2 separate regions of the Homo sapiens genome follow, and region 1 is linked to region 2. A link is an interaction called in ENCODE POLR2A ChIA-PET data of the cell type or tissue named here. Cell type or tissue: OCI-LY7. All regions are shown on one strand.

Evidence for each region. ChIA-PET counts read pairs that join two places held together with the same protein. Peaks named below come from ENCODE experiments on the same cell type or tissue, not always from the same donor. Only the 100,000 strongest peaks of a DNase experiment are listed, where the experiment ranks them.
Region 1: POLR2A ChIA-PET joins it to region 2 with 6 read pairs; 6 of 35 experiments call an interaction of 5 or more read pairs at or near these places.

The regions. Positions count from the first base shown.
Region 1 is chr12:122,761,848-122,764,347 of GRCh38, forward strand. It overlaps DENR (density regulated re-initiation and release factor), which reads left to right. Exons shown (of 8, transcript NM_003677.5): 3 at 340-359; 4 at 998-1,082. Among named protein-coding and RNA genes, the nearest start is that of DENR, 10 kb to the left of the region's middle. In OCI-LY7, no CTCF peak of the experiment used is centred here; no DNase peak of the experiment used is centred here.
Region 2 is chr12:122,870,672-122,873,171 of GRCh38, forward strand. VPS37B (VPS37B subunit of ESCRT-I) reads right to left here. Exons shown (of 4, transcript NM_024667.3): 2 at 219-390. Among named protein-coding and RNA genes, the nearest start is that of VPS37B, 24 kb to the right of the region's middle. RefSeq lists enhancers at 1,025-1,532, 1,442-1,731, 1,533-2,039. In OCI-LY7, no CTCF peak of the experiment used is centred here; a DNase peak (open chromatin) is centred at 1,430; H3K4me3 peaks cover 2,020 bases; H3K27ac peaks cover 1,528 bases.

The DNA.
Region 1 (2,500 bases), 110 kb before region 2:
CTGATGTATGGGAAATTGTTCGTGTCTTAGCTTAATTTTTTGACCCACTGAAATGGTTATGGTAAGACCTCATTATATACAAAATAGCATATTTTGATGTTCCATCAGCTGATGGAGACACTCTTTAGATGAAAAAGTCAAGATAGTATCATCTCAAATAACCATGTGCCTTTTACCCCAAAAACACTGAAGAGTAGCATTTGAAAAGTGGTATAGAAAACTTATAGGGAAAATGTAAAAATGAAGCATTTTCTCAAATATAAAAGTAAGGATAAGCCCTGTGTATGTGTGTACATATAGGTTTAACATTTCAAATCTTTTTTCTTTTTACTTCCTCAGTCTGTTCATTACCAACAGAGGTAAGTTCTTTAATTTTTTTTTTTACCTTATGTATTTGAAGTTATTCTTGGTTTTAAAGCTACCTTGAGAATTTTTTTTTATTTTTCATTTTTGATTATTTGATAGTAAAGCTTTAACCTTTTATAGAGAACTTTGATTTAGAGTAATTTTTTGGTCTTATATATTCTTTCCTAAATTTAGACCTTAAATCATACATGTGCATCTTTTGCACATGGCTGTGCAGTTTGGATTTTTGCATGGGACTTATGAATAGTCAGCTAATAAAATAAGAGTAACCTTAATGCCAAAATCTATACAAATGAGCAGAGGAAAGAAAGGGCAGTATAAATTATGTGTAAGACTTTCTAAGTCCAGCTCTATGAGCAAGTCATGAAAATGAGGCACTTATGTGCTCAAAGCAAGAAATAGAGGGAGAAGAAATAAATTGGTACTGTGAAGAGGTACCTAATCCTTCTTAATATCTAATTTTTTATGGGACATATCGTGGTTGAATACAGATTTCCTGTGGATAAGAAGTCAGATGGGAGTGGTTTGTTTTATTCTTTGTATTAACAAGTATAGGGGGTGATTTTTAATTACGACATATTGTTTGACTGAAAATGTTTTGTTGTGACTCAGTTCTTTTTTTTTCTCCTAGTACTGTGAATATATGCCTGATGTTGCTAAATGTAGACAATGGTTAGAGAAGAATTTTCCAAATGAATTTGCAAAACTTACTGTAGGTATGAACATTTTTTTTCTTGCATTAAACTTCTGTACCTGAGACAAATGCATGTATGGCATTATTCTAAAGATAGGAAAGTCCTCCTTTAGTAGGATATTACAGAATTAACATTTATCTGTTAGCTGTTTAAGTTCTCTCTGAGATAGGATAGGTCTGAATATCAACTTTCTTACATAAAAAAGTAAATGGGCCGGGCGCAGTGGCTCACACCTATAATCCTAGCAGTTTGGGAGGCTGAGGCAGGCGGATCACAAGGTCAGGAGATCAAGATCATCTTGGCTAACACAGTGAAACCCCATCTCTACTAAAAATGAAAAAAAAAAAAGGCGTGGTGGCAGGCACCTGTAGTCCCAGCTACTCAGGAGGGTGAGGCAGGAGAACGGCGTGAACCTGGGAGGCAGAGCTTGCCGTGAGCCGAGATCGTGCCACTGCACTCCAGCCTGGGTGACAGAGCAAGACTCCGTCTCAAAAAAAAAAAGTAAGTAAATGATTGGCTGGGCGCAGTGGTTCACGCCTGTAGTCCCAGCACTTTGGGAGGCTGAGGCGGGTGGATCACCTGTGGTCGGGAGTTCAAGACCAGCCTGATCAACATGGAGAAACCCTGTTTCTACTAAAAATACAAAGCTGGGCGTGGTGGCGCATGCCTGTAATCCTAGCTACTCGGGAGGCTGAGGCAGAAGAATCGCTTGAATCCGGGAGGCAGAGGTTGCAGTGAGCCGAGATGGCACCATTGCACGCCAGCCTGGGCAACAAGAGCAAAACTCTGTCTCAAAAAAACAAAATTAAAAAAAGTAAATGATTTAGGGGCAAATATATATTGATTTTTATTGTAAGTGTACTATATGCTACACACTGTTGCAGATTCTGAGGATAAGCCAATAAAAGATTTCCTACTCTTGTGGCAATTACATTCTAGAAAGGGAGACAGATTAAATAAGCAAAACATAGTATGTAGACAGTAATAAGCAGGAAAGGGGGAGATAAGAATTGGTGGGAAGGAATTTGAAATTTTAGGTAGTACCCAGGGAAGATTTTGCTGAAAAGGTGGCAGTTGATTATTTTGGAACTGAGGGAATGAGTCATTTGGGTATCTGGCAGAACATTTCTAGGCAGAGGACACAGCCTGAGGAGAGGCCCTGAGTAGAAGCTTTCCTAGTATATTCAGGAAACAGCAAGGAAGCCTTTGTGTCTGGAGCTTATTGAAGGACCGGAGAAGAGTTTGATATGAAGTCAGAGTAGACCACAACGGGTAGGGCATTGTGGGCTGTTTTGGCTTTTGCTCTTAGTTAGATGATGAGCTCTTGGAGGAGTTTAAGCAGAAGAGTGATAAGGTCTGACTTGTTTCAGCAGCATCACTTAGGCTGCTCTGCTAAGAATAGACCAAAGAGGCCGGGTGCAGTGGCTCACGCTGTAATC
Region 2 (2,500 bases):
CTGAGCCATGGTTGCGCCACTGCACTCCAGTCTGACAGAGCAAGACCCTGTCTCTAAAAATAAATAAATAATATACATAAGCTATTTGTTCATTGCAGTAGAGTCGCTATCTTAACCTGAAATTTTTCCGTAATATTTCTTTCCTGGTAGGGCAATAGCTTGAAAATGTGTCCTTCTCTCAACTCTTTATTCTCGAATGATCACCCTTAAAAAGTTACCTAATTTGGTCTTCTTTATCTGATAGGCTTCAAAGAGAACCTGGAGTTCCTGGTATTTCTGGGTCAAGCGTGCTTTCAACGTGTCCAGCTGGGGCTGGTACAAAAGGTTTCCTTCTGCCAGGCTCCGGTTGCTGGCAAGTGTCATTTCTTTGTTAAGCTGAACATTCTGTGTCTGCAAGGAACACACAAGATGATGAGAACCAAAAGTATATCAGCTCCTAAACCCCTGAGGTCCCCACGCACACCCCAGGAGCCCAGTGCAGCTGCTGCCACCTCACTGGTCTCCACAGCTGGCACCGCATGCCAGGCAGATGCTACTGACCCAGAGCCAAGCCCCTTGGTTTCTCATTTGGAGCTGCTGCCCGTCGTAAAGAATGAGGCCGACTTCCTTCCAGCACGTTTCCAGGACAGGCTTTGTCCTGTGACTCCATGCAGAGCCTTCCCTGCCACGGCTGCGCTGTGACTTGAATTCCTTACTACGGCCATTGTGCTTGCAGAAGTAAACAGCTGTAAAGATTTAGAATCTGATTTTTTTCAAAACAAGTTTCTGCTGCTCCCGAGGAAGTTAAGGAATCACTTATCAGCAGGAGACCAGTTGGCATGATGTCAATTCAGGCTTCATAAGCAGGCTAAGAGGTCCAACCAGCAAGCTGAAGAGACCCTGGGAAGGAACTGTGTTTCCAGCCACCGGGGTTCCTCTGTCTCTCCCATGCCCACCCCAGCTCTTCTGAGCCTTCCAGCTCCTAGCTGTTGGTGGGTGAGCAAAGCCGACCAAAAGCTGGGGGAAGAGGGGGGACATATTTTGCCCATCAGGGATTTCATTTTGTCCTTTAAAGCAATGACAGGCTACCCTGGTAGGTAGAGAAGAAGCCACATGCCCAGAACTTAGGGGAGAACGACAGGAGTAGAAGGTCTGAGAAAAAAAGGCAAAACGCTCCTAGCAAAACTTAGCCAAAGTTTAAATAAAAAACACAAACGCGTGGGTACCCTAGTTCCCTTTTCACTCACTGGTGATCGGCTTCCTCTACCACAGCCCAGCCGCCGCCACCTCACTTTCCTTCCACACCGTCAGTTTCAACAGCATGCGATTCCTTACCCAGCGTGTGTCCCTGTTTCTCTTTAAGCAGCTCTTCTTCAACGCCACCCCAGTCATCTCATTTTCCCCTTAATATTTTCTACCACCCCACCCAGGCTATTTTTGCTGCGACTTCCTTCCTCTTAGTAGCTCGAGTATAGATTCCTGGCCATGCTGCCTCTGCTCCCCACCCCCAGTCATACCCGTTGATTGCTGTCATAGTTCCTGGTGCGCTCACACGAGTGCACACGCACCACACACACAAGGAAGAGCCTCAGGGAATCAGAGAACAAAGAAAGAAGCCCTTGGATCCATGCCTCAATCAGGAGATCCCTAACCCCAGCAGGAGGGCTCTTTTCAGCAGACAGTGATCTGCATCTCCAGACAACAGCTGCACCCAGGGCCCTAAAGATCAGGCTCTGCTGAAACCCAACAGGATTTAAATGACAATGAAAACCAAACCTCTCTCCCAACTCTAAAGTAAAAGCTAGGAGTGTCCTCGAAATGTGGGTGGTAGAAATGCTTTCATCTCTTCTGATGCCTTTAGCAAAAAAGGAGAATCTTGGGACTGGAAAGACGCAGTTTCACTCGGGTTTCTGGTAAGCAGTGGGGCTCCCGTCACCCGCTTCCCCACCCACAGGGCGGCTCTCCATGGGCTTTCTATGCCAGGCCATGCAGAAGCGTCTTTCCTTCCATTGTTAAGTCATTTAAAAGAACAAACAAAAACCACTGTATGGCCACTCTGGAAAACAGGCACTTTTTAATAAAGCTGAATACGTAACTACCCTATGACCCAGAAGTTGTACTCTTGGGCATTTATATCAGAGAAATGAAAACTTATATTCAACAAAAACCTGCTCAGGACTGTTGAGAGCAACATTTATTTGTAACAACTAAAATCTGGACGCAGCCCAGGTGTCTTTTAACAGGTGAATGGTTAAACAAGCTGCAGGCCAGCCAGGCCGCAAAATACCACTCAGCAGCAAAAGGAAGAAACTTGACTGGCGGGACTGAGAACGCTCTAGGGAATCACACTGAAGGAAAACAGCCAACCCCAAAGGGCCACTCACTCCATGACCCCATGCACACAACACCCTTGAAATACAAAATCACAAAAATAGAGAACAGATTAGCGGTGTGTGTGGGACTATAAAAGGCCGACATGACGGATTTGCACGGGGACGGAGCCGTCCTGATGTTCTGTGTC